2 separate regions of the Mus musculus genome follow, and region 1 is linked to region 2. A link is a loop called in an ENCODE intact Hi-C map of the cell type or tissue named here. Cell type or tissue: heart. All regions are shown on one strand.

Region 1 (8,000 bases), 72 kb after region 2:
AGATGATGCCCTAAACAGGCCATTTCTGAGACCTGTCCAACCTGGTCTAGAAAGAAAAGCCAAGTTTATTCTGAAGGCCCAGGACATCTATGGCCTCCCGCATGGCCTCCCATGGAAACACCCAGAACCCTACACTAAAGCCAGTTTCACTGAGAAAGAAAATGAGGTAAGCGGTGACCCAAGCCCAGAACTCAAAGTGGAGACACGTTGAGTCATCTGAAAAAAAGATTAACCGTGAGTGGGCAGCAGAGCTGGGTTCTTGGGCCACGGCTCACCTTGTCTAAGCCTGTTTATAAAGTGGTAATTCTCAACCTGTGAGTCTCAACCCTTCTGGAGGTCTAATAACTCTTTCACAGGGGTCTAATATCAAATATCCTGTATATTAGATATGTACATTACAATTCATAACTGTAGCAAATTTACAGTTATGAAGTAGCAAGAAAATTAATTTTATGGTTGGGGGTCACCACAATGTAAGGATCTGTATTAAAGGGTCACAGCATCAGGAAGGTTGAGAGCCACTGCTATATTGGCCCCAGGGACTGTCCAGACATGGGAGTCCCTAGCCACCTCAACCTCTTCTGTTCTCCTCTTCCAGGGACACGCTGTAGGTACCTTCCAGGGAAGACTGTCCAAGACAGAGATGATGAAAATATTCAAGACACAATGTACAAATGTCCCCATTTGCCTCTGGGCAGCCGCACACTGCTGCCCCATGCTCTCAGAAAAGGAATCAGAAACCCACTAGGTTAGAAAACTGTCATGGGTCATCAGCAGGGACCAAGTCCAGATCAAAGCCTGACCTCTCCGGGCCCCTGTGTCATCCCAGACATCCCTAAGTAACCTCAGACTCCTGTGTGATCCCTAATCTCTTGGAGAACCCCAAATCTTTGTGTCATCCCCAACCTTCAGGAGATCTAAGTCCCCATGCCATCCCTGACCTTCAGAGAAACCCGGACTCCCTTGATTCCAGTTCCCACACCAGAAGCATCAGACTATCATGTCATTTCTGACCCCCCTGAATGGCACTGGTTCTGTGTGACTGTGTCCTCCAGGACCTGTCCCTTCCCTAGTACCCTCCTCAAGCAGGAGTGTGGGGCTTCTATTTCAAGGGAATGATGTTGAGCCATTCTTTGACATCTCTGTCACTCAGCCCCCATCTGCTTTAAGCTCCCAAAAGGCATCTGCATGGTTCCAGGCTCTGTGACAGTGTCTCTGCCATCAGCATCCTGCAGGGTCTCTGGAATTCCAACTTCCATTGTAGAGTCTACACCATAGAGAGACAGGGAGTTGATAGTGAGATGGAAGCAAGAAAGATTTGTTCTTGCCCCCCCCCCCAAAGTAGGAATCGCCCTGATTTCCCACCCACTGTGACCAGGAATGAGTCTCAGGGCATCACCACACCTCAACAAAGCCCCTGGATGAAGGAGATGGCCCACACTCATGAGACTAACAGAAACTAGAGAAGGCTTCCTGGAGGTGCCATTGTGTAGCTGGATTCACAAAGAGAAGTCTGCCATACCAAAGAGGCAGAGTATGACAAAGGCCAGAAATCCCAGCAGCTTGAGACTAGTCCACTTCTGGATTCATTGCTCCGCTCCCCCCACAACTCTGTGGGCATCTGAAATGGGAGGCTGAGACAGGAAGCACCAACCCAGGGAGCAGGCTGCAGAAAGCTGTGCAGAAGCACACTCATCTGTCAGAGCCACAGCAACGCCTCACCTAGGAAGGAGCGCGGCAAGCAGAGGCTTTCTGATGTGACTGTTTCCTCAAGAAAGAAGAGAGTGCGTGGAGCTGGGTCTGCTAAGTGCTCGAGGTTTTGGAAAGCCAAAGGAACTAAGTTTGAGTCCTCAGAACACTCACATTTGAAAGTTTTAAAGCTTGGCAGGGTGAAACACTCATGCACTCTTAGTGTTGGGGCGGTAGAATCTGATGGCTGCCCCGGGGCTCCATGTCCAGTTAGTCAACAAAGAAAAGAAAAGAAACTGAGCACAGCGGCCACTGTCTTTAACCCCCTGCACTCAGGAAGCAGGGCTGGGTGGATCTCTGTGAGTTTGAGGCAAGCCTGGTCTACAAAGTGAGTTCCAGGCTAACCAGGGCTACAAAGTAAAACCCTCTCTGAAAAAAAAAATTTTTTTTAAAGAAATTTTTTAAAAGACAGACAGTACCTGGGGAACAGCAGATGAGGTTGTACTATGGTGTCTATATGTTTATAAATACATGTATATACAAACACACACACTCACACACACATGCACACAGTGATTGGAAAGAAATTGACAAGCATTGGCAAGTGACTTCTTAGACTTCAGAGAGGAAATTGGAAGGTACCATCTGGAACCCAGGCCCAGTGGGCATATGTCATCCTGGCCAGTGAAGTGGCCCAAGAGATGTTATGGACCCAGAAAAGGTAGATCCTACCACATGGTAAAGGTGACGAGCCCAGACAAAAGCCAGCTTCCTATCATGGAGTCCTGGTGCTCACACCAGGAATAGCATTAACTGCTCAGACCACGTGCCTGGATCACACAAGTCCACAGGTGTCTCTGAGCATGCACCTGGTGGCCTACATCAACTCCATTCACGGCTTCTGGGTGCTTCTAGGTGACCTGGCACTCTTCCCTTCCAAACCCGGGAGAGGATGAACTGGTCAGAAAGAAGAGGGCAGAAAACACGTGGACTCCGCTGTGTACGTCCACACTGGGGTGTCATTTTCATTCTTCACAATTCATATGTACCAACAGATTAATAAAAATCTACTAATGATGTCATAGGAAGGGCCAGCTGAGAGGTAGAAGGGCCAGCTGAGAGGTAGAAGGCAGATGGCTGGCCCAATCCCCTGGGCCCCGGGCCTAAGGCTTCAAGGCAGCCTTGCATCCCACCCCTTATACAAGTTCCCAGGTGACTGCTCTCCCTCTGGTCCTTATTCTACCCTCTGGGGACTCTGCTGTCCACACAGGGCCACCCCTGCAGAGAAGCCTCTGGATAGAGAGACCCTTGAGTAGTGATTGCCGGCATGTGAGCAGCTCCAATACACTATTCCACGGCATAAAATGAGAATAACAAATAGACATGTCCAAAGAGCTGGGGCTGGAGGAGTAATTTGCTCCACTATGGGAATTTCCTTCTCTTCATTTTTGTAAATGCTAAGGAACAAAAGTTTAAGTGTGATCAGATAGCCCAGTCAGTGGCCTAGCACAACTCACCCATCACACCTCAAAGAGAAAGAGAGAGCCTAGGGTTCCCCGTGAAAGAGACCAAACTCAGCCTTCTCAAAACATGAAACCATTTATTTTGGCTTCAGGAAAAAAAAATCCCTTATGTCACACATACACACATGCATACATACACCAGCTTTCAGTTTACAATGAGTATGTGCCCTAGAGCCTCTTCTGTGTCACTCCCAGAGGCCCAAGGGACAGACCCAGTCTGGGTGGAGGTGCCCGTCTCTGCTCGACACAGAGTATGCCTCACTCTTCACGTCCCGCCTGCCACAGCTGGTGAACCACTTGGACTGTGCACTTTCCCAATTACTGTAGCTCTAGAAGCTGACTGAAAAACCAGTAGCAGCTGGCAGGAAATGAGTGAGAAAACTGACCACAGATAAACTGCAAGGCTCTACAGGAGCAGCAGATAGACTCCAGACCAGGAAGTTATGCTAGCAGGGACTCAAGACTGAAAGGGCTCAGGCCCCAACAGGACCCCAGAACCCGTTGTGGGGACTGGTGCTGTGACTTCACAATGGGACCGTGCTCTGTCCAACACAAGCACATCCAGGCACAGCCATAACCACGGGAGGAGAAAGGGAACTTCAGAGAAGATAAACACCAAGCTGAATCCTGGCCTCTGGGGTCCCCAGGTTCCCAGCATCACGAATGAAGGCCAAAGCTACAATGATCTAATAGCCAGGCTGGAGAACCATTACCTGTGAACTCTCTATTGAGGGTCCCTTGGGGCTGGGGTTGGAGGCTGTTCTAGGGCTCAAGAAGTGCATTGGGGTGGTGACAAGTCCAGAGAGTCTGGCCTTCCAGGTCTCTACAGCTTCTCAGCATACTCAGATGGCACAGTCACAGCTCCGTATGATACAAAACATGATCGATCGCTGGGCAGCAGAACAAACCCTTCCCATGTGTGGTCCTCCTTCACATTTGCTGGCATCATAGATGGGTCTGATAATCCTGTATTTGCCTCACACTTGAGAGGAGCAAGCATGGTCTGTAAGCCAGATGTGCACTGGAAGCTAATGGCCTCTCTTCACAATGAGACATTCGTTGCTAAGGAAGGGCAGCCAGGTGGAGAGCTGAAAGCTGCACCTGGGCCGATAGCTGGGTAGCATTGCTGAGCCACTAGTGTTTAAAGGTACCTTCTCAATGGCCCAGAGACACAGCTGCCTACGACGCCACCCCTGGTCGTCCTTTCCTGATAGCAATTACCCTTTTTGCACCTAAAGTAGACCCAGGAGTTCTTCTGAGAGCCGCCACTGGCAGGAAGTGACCGAGCTGTGAGCCACCAGCTTCACTGTGTGACGCGCTTTGTGACAAGCTGCCAGGGCCAGGAGCTGTAGCAGCTGCGCTTGAACTTGTGGCTGGCTGCAGTCCCTTGGAAAGGGAAGGGGCACATCTGGAAGGCGGGTCTGAGTGCCCCATGAAGCTCAGGGTGAGATTCCTTCCCTGTGTGGAGAGGTTGCAGGGAACACCTGCCCTGGGAGCAGGTGGTCCCCTATGCTGGGCCCCTGGGCTATTGCTTGGGTTAGCAAGACGTGCTTCAGCTGAGTCTGACTCACTCTCGTTCCTGGAACCGTCTGAAGGCGGGAGAGGATGCTGTGGGTAGGCTCCAACTGTATCATCTGGGCTGGGGCCGGTAGCAGATGGTCCTTATTTTAAAAAAAAAAAAAAAAGACATACTTCCATGTGGGCTTAAAATAGCACAGTTTTCACCACCGGCCGAATGGGGAAATGTACGAGCTAGTTGTTCACATGGGAGTGGGCACTGTGGGCTTATAAGCAGGAATGAGGGGGTCTAGGCATCAGATGTGGCCAAAAGAGACCATGGTGACCACCCCATGCCTGCCTTTACTTTGTCAGCTGGCTTACCAACCCAAGCAAAGCCTGTAGCAATTTCAAAACCTCAGGATCCTTCCAATTGCCTCAGTGAGCCTTGGAGAAGCCACAGACCTGATACACAAGGCTGAACACGGGGACAGCAGCACTTCCTACTGGCCTCTCATAGGCAGCTGGGGAAACCCCTTCTTCATGCAGCAAGTCGGGAAGATATGGATATCCAACGAGGGGTCTGAAGGTAATGTTGGTCCTGAGCTGATCTCTGTACTTGAGCCTAGAGAAATGTGGAAGCCAGCCTCTGGTTCTGCCCCAGAGAAGCTCTCACATCTGTCCCTCACAGTCTGTGTCTGTGGCAGGTTACTTCCTCTTTGAACCTCAGTTTCCTTATCTGTCAGATGGAGCAAACATGGGGACCTGCCATGGGAGAACCCCAGCTCATGCAGGTACCCTCCACAGGGAACATGGCATGGCCTGTCTCTCTCTAAGGGACAAGAAAGCCCTTGGCCTTTCCTGTCTCTGCTCACACTTAAATCTCACTATGTTTTGGCAGGTAGAAATGTCAGCTCTAAGATCCTGGGCCCCATGCTACCCTCCCTGAGATGCTGCTATGTGAATGTGGAGGGAAAGAAACAGAAGTTACTGCATCTTACTCCATCCTAAGAAAGGCTACAGTGGGCAGCCCTGATTCCCTCCTGCTGTCCAGAACCTGAGAGCCCAGTAAATTGGAGCCTAGGCCACTGTGGCCTTTGAAAGACAGACAGAAGACTTCCAGACACGCAGCAAAGATAAGAAAGCTGCAAGGATGCCAGAGGCCTCCCAACATCCAATCCAGACAGAGCCTTGTCTGAGGTAGAGGTTTCCAATGAGTGAGCCCCAGGAAATCTTAAGTCTTGGGGATATGGCATACTAGCAGAGGGGCAACAATCAGCTCCAGGGAGTAAAGAAATTAAAAGCAGCCCTTGTTGTAGCTTGTGCCAATTTGTATGGTATAATCACTCCTGCCTTGGCTAATGTCATCACTGAAGGCAAATTCAGGACCAGCAAAGCATAGTCAACTGTCCTGAGCAGCAACATCTCACACTCAAAGCATATGAGAACAGATGGCTCTTCCCATAAGATTCTTGCTACCTGCCCAGAGGACCAAGAACAAACAGTGGCATGTCTCGGCTGGAAGACAGAGGAGCAGAAGGGTTGTTGAGTGTTACAGGTTGGCTAGGAAAAGTCCCACACCGGCTTGTGTGTTTGAACACTTGCTCTCCAGCTCATGGTGCTCTCTGGGAAGTTTCTGGAACCTTTTAAAGGTGAGGCTGTGGTGATTTAAAGAATAGTCCCCTTGGGCTCCTATTTTGAATACTTGGTAGAACTGTTTGGGGAGGATTGGGAGGTGTGGCCTTGTTGGAGAAGATGTATCACTGGGGGTGGACTTTGAGGTTCTAAAAGACTCCCAGTGTTCTTCCTCTACCTCGTGGTTGTGGATCAAAATGTGAGCTGATCTTCCCTCCTCCATCACTCATTGTAGTCCTCTGAAACCATAAGCCAAAATAAATGTTTTCTTCTAGAAGTAGACTTGGTCATGACGTTTTATCAAAGCAACAGAAAAGTAACTAAAACAAGGGCCTACATGGGGGAAGTGGATCTCTGGGGAGGCAGGCCTTGAGGTTTACAGTCCTGCCCAACTTCCTGCCCCCTCTCCACTTCGTGGTCCACATAGAGATAAGCATATAGCTGTGTGTTCCTGCTAGCTTGCTTTCTCTATCATGACAAACTATACCTTCAAAATTTCATCCCAAATAAATCCTTTCTCCCTTAAGTTGCCTCTTGTCAAGTACTGGTCATAATAACCAGAAAAGGAGCTACGACACAGGGATAAATGAGAGGTTAAGGGACAGGCTCTTGGGCTGGGCACTAGTTAGCTGTGTCTAGGTAGATCTCCAGTCTGTTGACCTGTGTGGCTTTGGGTACTTTGGCCTCTACAAAAACAGAGAAGATTAGCATCTAGCTTATTATATGGATAAATGTGATGGTTAGTGGTGATTAACAATTGATTGGGTTGAAAGATACCTGGGAAATTAATAAAATATATTTCTAGGTGTGTCTATGAGGGAATTTCCAGGATTTCCAGGGAGGCCTAACTGAAAACAGAAAGCCTTTCTTGAATGAGGGTAGCATTGTTCAGTAGGCTGTGGACCCAGCATCATCCTGTGGGTCCAGCTGGCATTGGGGAGGGTCCAGCATCATCCTGCTGATTCCCTGTGCTTCCTTCAGAGTATGGGTGCTGTGTGACTGCTCATTTGTGTGGCAAATTAACACCTGGCTCTCCCACTGGGCAAGGAGTCCACAAGGCATAGTTGACAGGTATTTTTAACAAGGTTACTCTTTGCCATGAGATACTGTGAACTACAAAATGTCCCCAGCTTTTACCAACTGGTTGCTAGGAGTGTTCCGAGTCATTGAGATAAGAATCCATGCCCTTGGTCAATTCCATTTCATCCTAAGAGCTGGCATAGCCTATAAAGAGACCCCTCATTCTAGGTACTGGAATCCATGAGTACAGGAGTTCGACCTTGGTTTGTTCAACCCATCTCTAGCCAGTGGGATCTCAGAACAAAAAGTAGATTCTAAGAAATGCATGCTGGTAGATGAATCTGCAGCCCCTACTTACAGGCTGCTAAGCAAGCTATTCTGACTTCAGGATGAGACCTATAGGAATCTGACAAGTAGGGCCTTAGGAACACAAGATTCCAAAAACGTCCTATCTTCCCAGGGCTCAACTGGGCAGGACCCAAAAGCCAGCCCTCCTATCACTTCACCTTCCCTAGCATCCCAGAGCCCAGGAGATGATGTAGCTGCTTCTTCTGCCTTGTAGCAGGAGGTAGAACTGCTCTCTCTCTCTCTCTCTCTCTCTCTCTCTCTCTCTCTCTCTCTCTCTCTCTCTCTCTC
Region 2 (8,000 bases):
TTCCAAGATCCCCCTTACAGTTAATGGTAATTGTGTGCTATTGTCATTCCCAACCCTTCCCTTTAAGCCCCCCTTTCCATCTCAAGGATCTCTTCCAGTTTCCTGCCCTTTATCCACATTTACTCCCACCTCAACACACACACATTTAACAATGAGAAGGGAGGCTTCGGGGTTGGCATAACAGAGAACACAAGGCATTTGTCATTGCGGGCCTGGCTTAAGTTCAGTCCTTTTCGAAAGCAAGAGGATGTGTGGAGAAATAAGCAAGGCCCCGGGGATACATCGCAAGGTAGCAAGGGATAGAGATGTGCCCCCAGTGCACACACAGCTCAGGGTTGAGCAGCCTCTGTACACCACCAGAAGGTAAAATCAAGGTTGGGAAGCTGGGTGGAGAGGCGCCATGGAAGGGAGTGCAGAGCTGGAGGTGTGAATGAGCAGGAGCCTGTGGCTGCATTCTTCAGAGGTTACCTAAGAAAGGCAGGTGCAGCCTGCCTGGTGCTTATCTCCTTGGCTCCCCCTCCTCCCTACCCCCACCCCCACCCCGAAATAGTTACCCCTTATTGCCTGCTGAACTCTATGTAGGAGCCCACTGGGTTTCTCGCCCTTCCTGATTGTTGTTTTTATTAAGTTAGCTTTTTTTGTTTGTTTGTTTATTCCTCCTTATTGCCTCCCTCTACCTGATTACCTCTAGGGCAGCAGCTGGAAAGCCCATTTAAGACTTTGAGCTCTCTGACACACCCCATCCCACTGCCTGCCATCTGAACAGGTCAAATCAACTTTCCAGGTGTTAAATAACATTGAATAATAATTGTGTAATCGGCATAAATGTTAAGCCCGTTGGTCCAAGGCAGGAAAAGTACCTGTGTTTGCTGCCGATGTCTGAGGCTTCCTTGAATGCCTGGGGACCCTGCCCCTCCATTACAGTATTTGTGACATTGATTTTTGGTGGATTCACTTGAAAATCTTAATTTTTAACTGGGGGCAAGGGGGAGAGGGTGAATGCATTTTAAATGTGCTGTGTGAGCGCTCTGAAGACCCACAGGGCAAACGGTCTCCATTCTCTGCCTTTGTCTTTGTTCCTGCAGGTGGGAAGGGCAGCTACTCTAATGGGGTCACACTGCAGGCTAACTAGCCATTTATTTGCCTGCCTGTGACTCTGGTCTCACAGGTTCTTTTTGTGCGCATGCCGTATTTCACACTAAAATGAGGCTTATTACCTTACGAGCACCATTACAACATGCCCTGTGGTATGGGGGCAGGGCGTGAGTCTACGGCACTCCGGTGCTTACAGATGCCGAGGGCAGAGCCAACTTCACACCCACACCAGCTCCTCAGCTTGGCCTCTGGACGCTGGCGTAACGGACCACTAACTGAAATAATGTCAGGATTCAAACCTACACCTCCAGGCATGAGATATTTGTTATGAAATCCCACCCACCTCACCCCTGCGCCCTAGTTGCAAAACACACCGACAGAACCAGACAGCGCTTTGACAGCAAGGACCATTGACTAGACCATTCCTACAAATGGACTTCTCAAAAGCCACAGTGAGTCCCAGACTTTTTTCTGGCTCACTACATGGCACGTGTACCTCTTCTCTGTCGGAATCTCCTCCCGGGTGCAGATGTCTGGCCATTCCTGCAGGCACACAGGCATCCGGCACACCAAGTTCACCAGTGATCTCCTGCAGCACTCAGAAATAAGGAGCTGTGACTTTGGGCCAGTTCTCAATTGCATCTGGCCCTTGCTGCAATGAGACCGTGCCATCTTGGAGTCACTCAGCTCTGTCTAGCAACAGCATGTGGCTCCTGTTTGAAACCCAGTAACCATTCTGTCAACCACAGACACAAGCAGGTTCCACTCCCATTCTCCCTAGGTCACCACAGGTGAAGGTCCTAAGCAGGGAGGTTGGCTTGGGTTTCTGGTTCTCTCATGCTCGATACTTAATACTTCTGAATACTCGGGACTTCTGTCATGCTTATCCTGGAGAAGGTCCATGTATGAGAACTGGCCTGTCTGATGGATAGAGCAGTACCTCCCTGAGGACACCAGAGGGTACTGACCCAGAGTCTTCAAACCAACACAAGGGTTCAAAGAACAGCTGTGTTCATCAGCCTTCTGGGCCTCAAAAGTTTTCTGGACCCAAGCTGAGTGAGAGGCACACATTCCAGGAAGTACTTGCTATGTGAATGAAAAGCCCAAGCATAGAGAAAAGAATCAGCAGGGATATTGTCAACTGTCCCCTTTCTGGGCTGTCCTTACCAGCAATTGAGGAGGGAGTTTTTAAACTTTGGTGGATTACTGCATTTAAATTTTTTTTAAAAAGTCATAAAAATTCTATTGTCTTAGTCAGGGTTTCTATTGCAGCAATGAAACACCATAACCAAAAAGAAAATTGGGGAAAGGGGGGCTTATTTAGCTTACACTTCTACATTGCTGTTCATCAGGAAGGAAAGAAGGGAGGGAGGGAGGGAGGGAGGGAGGGAGGGAGGGAGGGAGGGAGGGAGGGAGGAAGGAAGGACAGGAACTCAAATAGGACAGGAACCTGGAGTCAGGAACAGGTACAGAGGTCATGAAGGAGTGCTGCTTACTGGCTTGCTTTTCATGGCTTGCTCAGCCTGACTTCTTATAGAACCCAGGACCGCTAGCCCAGAGATGGTACCACCCACCATCAATCAGTAATTAAGAAAATATCTTACACCTGAATCTTATGGAGGCATTTTCTCAGTTGAGGTTCCCTCCTTTCAGATGATTCTAGCATGTATCAAGTTGACATAAACCAGCCAGGACATCTACCTTTGATTTTGTCAGGGAAGTTGGATGTGAGCAGCTGTCATTGTTACGCCATCAAAGAGTAAAAGATGCTGCAGGAACTGGAAACATTTGAAGGAGAAAAAAATCCCACTTGTGACTTCCTTCCTTCAGTGGGACCACTGAGAACTCTTTCAAAACTTGACACTGGCTTGGGCTGTGCCCATGGGACATAGTACATAGTCATACCCACTACTGTGGTACTCATTTCCCACCCCACACTGTCCCACACACCATTCCCTGGCTGTTGATTTCCATAGCAACAAGAGCCTTAGTCTAAGAACCTACACTTGTCTTGCTACCTGAGGCTTCCTGCCACGCCGGCAAGGTCCTCCCCTCTCTTGTGGAGAGGACTCCAAGCCTACCTGTGACTGTCTCTCGACAGTGAATCTTCATTCCTTCCCCTCCATAGTCCTGTCCCCAGCAGGAGGCCAATTAGCAACTGAGTTGTTGACCTGAAGAACCTCTTCCATTAAATACACACAGACACACACACATGCACATGCATGCATGCACACACATGCACACACAAGCACAAGCACGCATATACATGGAAAGAAGAAAAGAACCAGACCTCCCAAACTAATTGCTATCCAAAGAAGATTTCTGGTAACTGCTGTTACCAGTTTTGGAGTCCCAGTAAATGTCTAGTCCCTTTTGACAGCCAAGAGCTTACCTACCCTGATACCACAGACTCCAACACAAATAGCGCCCACAGTAAAGCTCTTAGACAACAGGTAGGAAGTGAACGACTGATGTTGCCCTGGCCTAAAATGCTCCTACCTTCCTCCAACCTACCAACCTTTCAAAACTTCCACCAGGTCCCACCTTCTCCAAAGAGGCTTTGTCGCCTCTCCCAGCCTTCTCCCATTCCTTCTGCTTTGGATTCCAACATCACTTCTAAACCTTCAAATTAGCATTTAATTATAAGCCTGTCTTGTCTGTTCCCCACGGTTGCATGTGGGTTATTCTGGTCTCCCTAAGTGGATGGTAGTGGGCAGGGCCAATGTCTTTATGTCTTTCTCTTTACTGGGTCCTGCCCAAAGGGACCAGGTGTAGTTCTAGGCACTTGGAGAAACACTAAGCCCCTACCAGATGGTGGCTTAGTTCTTTCCAACTACTGTCAGTCTCTAACTGGCAGTTCCTTTGTAAGCAGAGAGAGGAAACTGCAGAAAAGTCAGCTGGTGAGAGCATTGTCCCTAGCTGGCAGGGATCTACCCTGCCATCCTTACAGCAGTGTGGTGGTGAGTCCCGCCTTCCCAAGGACGCATATTGAGAACTTCAAGGAGAGAAAGAGTAGGCAAAGCTGAGTTGCAATGTGTTATACCATCTACCTAAATACACTGAGATAGGGTGTTTCTGGAAAGAAACCCAAAGCCTAAGTAAGGGCACAGAGGAAAAGGAAACACTTTCTTGGAGTAGCCCTGACCACCATCCACAGAAGTGGTCTGAAGAGTAAACTCAATCAAGTTGGAATGGATTCTACTTGCATCTTCAACATCCATCAACAGCAAGACAGAATGCTGGTCCTCTCCATAACTCAGGGTGCCATCTGGGCTATGGGTATCACCAGGGACATATATATTACCATCTATTTACAACACTGGGTCCTATGGACTCTTCCGGAAGCCTGAGGGCAGGACTCTGCATTTTTGATGCTTTCTGAGAGGTTCGTTATGCACACTAGATCCAGTGCATCTCATGATGCGCAAAGCCTTTCATTTTCTATAAAGAAATGATCCTTGCCCTTGTCAGTCACCTACCAACTGGCCCATACTGGAACTAAACTCGTGGTTCATTCATGTCACCTCCTACACCAGAAGAGCTGCTCTGTGGGTGGTCCTAGAACCCAGGTCAGGCCAACTGTTATCAACTAGACAAGCTCCGGGCAGGTTTGATCACCCTGGAAAGCTGATTTTGTCTTTTATTCAAGATGCAGATAGAAGAAGAAGTTGGGGCATTAATGGCTGTGTGCCACCATATGGAGAAAGCCGCCGCAGCCATGACTACTGCGAGTTATCCTACAGAAGATGTCAGAGTTACAGTTACTACCTAACTATGAGTTAAACTCAGAGGATGTTGGTGTATGACCCACAGCGTATAATGCCATGGCTACTTGGCACCTGAAAGTGGATTAAATAAGAACACTAAAGAAGCACTTCTCGTCATGACCTGCTTTGAGTCTGGAGAGCTGAGTGAGTCTAAATAAGCCATCCCATCACAGGTTCACCAAACTCTCTTCAACTTCAGTCATCTTGTTTGGGTGACTTGCCAATTAAATGAGCTCTTGGGTCCATATGACCTACTCCACTGCTTTGAGCCACAGCAGGTGCTGGGTATGGAGAGCAACTATTACTGAGGCTGACGGTGGAGCTGTGGTGATTGTCACGGCCCTCAAACTTGTCATTAAAGTCTGTGTGGACTTTCAACAGCTCCAGTTTAATAGCGGAGACAAAGCTCAAGACAGATCATGCTGACCCATCTTCGACTCATCTAAAGGAAATGGAGGCTTAAGGGCCATCCTCTAATAAAGAATAAAACTGGAGGGGTGAAAATTGAAGGCTTGGATGTTCTGAGCAGTGACCAAGAGGCACGCATGCATATGGCATAATACCCTAACTTAGCACAACATAGGGTCAGTCTGTTCCCCTAGGAGAGAAATGTGCTTCTCTCTGCCAATGCATCCTACCACCTTCTGAGAACAGAAAGCATCCTACTTGGAGGAGTTTCAGTACCTGTGATGGGGCAAACCTGAATCAGTCCTGCTCTTCCCTTTATTTTCTGGAGCAAGGCTCTCAAAGAAGACCATGAGCTCTCTGCTATTGCTTCCACATCTCAACCACCCTGCATCCACAACCTCCATCAGAGCACATCTGACATAGGCGGTCACAGATGAGCCTAGCACTCCTTCAGAGCACACCTACTTCAGGTGGTCACACTGGACACACTCACCCATTTGTGTGTATCTGAGCCCAGGCAGTAGTGGCCAGACCTGCCCTCCAACCCTGTACATCTACCATGCAGAGGTCAGAGGACGACATAATGTGCCCAACTCCTACCCTTACCCTATTCCTTTGAAAGAGAATCTCACACCTGGAGCAAAGCCTCCTCGATCCTCCCATCTCTGGTGACCCCCAGCACGTGCATGGTCACATGCACATGCATGGTCACATGCACATGCATGGCCATGCCCAGCTTTTATGACAATCAGAATCCTAGAAATCTCAGGTCCACGTGCTAGCCCAGCAAGCACTCTGACCCACCATGCAATCTTCTCAGGCCCCGTTCATGGCACTCTTGGGTAAGACTTTCGTAGTATTCATGGTTTCACACAGACTCTACAGGCCAGTTTATTTTCCCAGCAGTCTTTATTTCAGAAGGATTCATCTATATGCCTCTGCTGCATGCGTATGTGTTCTAATTTAAATTTAGAATGAATGTTATGGTTTAGCCAACATCACAGACATTAGAGGCAAGAGGTTCAACTTTCAGTGAACAGAAAAGCCAAAGTCCCGATACACTCTTGCCACATGCTCTCTTTATTGCCATTAGTTATTATTATTCATCCCACAAACACTTATTACTATATGCTCAATAAATGTGCATATTCTCCACTAGTCATAGTCACTCAGATATACCCTGAGCCATTAGGTGCTGGAAGTATGTCATCTGCTTTTTGATTTTGATTTTACAGAGGATTATAGTCAAGAGATGGCATGAATCTCAGAAGAGACTTCGAACTTTGGACTCTTAAACAAATTTGAGACTGTTATAGACTACGGGGTCTTTTGAAGTTGAACTGAATGCTTTTTGTTGTTGTTGTTGTTGTTGTTGTTGTTGTTGTTTCAAAACAGGGTTTCTCTATATAGCCCTGGCTGTCCTGGAAGTAGACCAGGCTGGCCTCGAACACAGAAATTTGCCTGCCTCTGCCTCAAGTGCTGGGATTAAAGGCGTGTGCCACCACACCCAGCTTGAAGTGGATGCATTTTGTGTTATGTCATGGCTACAAGCCTTTGGGGGTCACAGAATGGAATGTGGTGGTTTGAGTAGATATGCCCCTCAGAGATTCATGGTTTTGAATGCTTGGCCATTGGGAGTGGCACTGTCAGGAGATGTGGCTTGTTGGAGGGAGTATGTCACTGTGGAAGTGGCTTTGAAGTCACCTATGTTCAAGCTACATCCGGTGTGGCATGCACTCTCCTGCTGCTGCCTGTGGGTCAAGATGCAGAACTCTCAGCTCCTTCTCCAGAACCATGTCTGCCTGCGTGCTGCCATGTTTCCTGCCATGATGATAATAAACTAAACCTCTGATTGGTAAGGCAGCCCCAATTAAGTGTTTTCCTTTGTAAGAGTTGCCATGGTCATAGTGTTTCTTTTCAGCAATGAAAATCCTAAAACACCATTCATCTCCAAACTGAAACTTTCATCTTGCTAAAGTGAAACTCTGTCGCAACTAAACACTAACTCTCCATTCCTCCCATGCCCTGTCTGTGAAGAAGCAAGCTTTCTTCACCAAATACTGTGTTTGAAAGACCTGTCCACATACAGGCAGACCATGTATAGAACCTTTTAACTGCTGCATAGTATTCTACTGCTTAATGACAATTTGTTTACCCTTCATCCTAGCACTGGTGTTTAAAATGGTTTCAGATTTTCCTCAATAGGAGCAGTGGTACAGAAATGCTTTGTGCATAACTCCACCCACAAGTGTGAGAAAGTCTCTAGAGTATGTCCCTGGAAGGGGATGCTGACACAGAGGTGTGTCTTTCTCCACATCTTCCAGATACTGCCAAACTGTCCTCCAAAAGAAGTCTGTAGGGAGTTGCTTCTTCACACATCACGAAGAATGACATGTGGCATCTCACGCTGCTTCACGCCCCATCTCCAGGCACTGGGAGACCTGGGTTTTTGCAATCTGGTAGGTGTGAGATACAATCTCATTGTTGATTTGCTGTGCATCTGTCTCCCTGGGGTGAACATGTTCTCCTGTCTTGACTGGTCTTTCAGGTTTTTTCTCCATGAACTGAACTAGAAGTAGATTCATGCATATTTCTTCTTGTGACTATGTGTCTTCATGGGACAGTGTCTTTAAGGTTCACCCACGTTGAAGCATGGGTCAGAATACTCCTCTGCCAGAAGGCTGACTCATAACCATTGTGTGTCCATGCCCCATTTTGCCTACTCATTCA

Evidence for each region. Peaks named below come from ENCODE experiments on the same cell type or tissue, not always from the same donor. Only the 100,000 strongest peaks of a DNase experiment are listed, where the experiment ranks them.
Region 1: a loop joins it to region 2, with 1.9 times the contacts of the local background. A loop is called at or near these places in 3 of 42 quality-filtered maps.

What each region holds. Positions count from the first base shown.
Region 1 is chr12:25,186,126-25,194,125 of GRCm38, reverse strand. All of the region lies in intron 5 of Gm36287 (a long non-coding RNA gene), which reads right to left. It overlaps Gm36496 (a long non-coding RNA gene), which reads left to right and starts at 3,282. Exons shown (of 3, transcript XR_381348.4): 1 at 3,282-4,656; 2 at 5,085-5,298; 3 at 5,611-6,621. In heart, no CTCF peak of the experiment used is centred here; DNase peaks (open chromatin) are centred at 3,515 and 4,785; H3K27ac peaks cover 3,376 bases.
Region 2 is chr12:25,258,554-25,266,553 of GRCm38, reverse strand. No RefSeq gene overlaps it. Among named protein-coding and RNA genes, the nearest start is that of Gm46343, 41 kb to the left of the region's middle. In heart, no CTCF peak of the experiment used is centred here; no DNase peak of the experiment used is centred here; H3K27ac peaks cover 530 bases.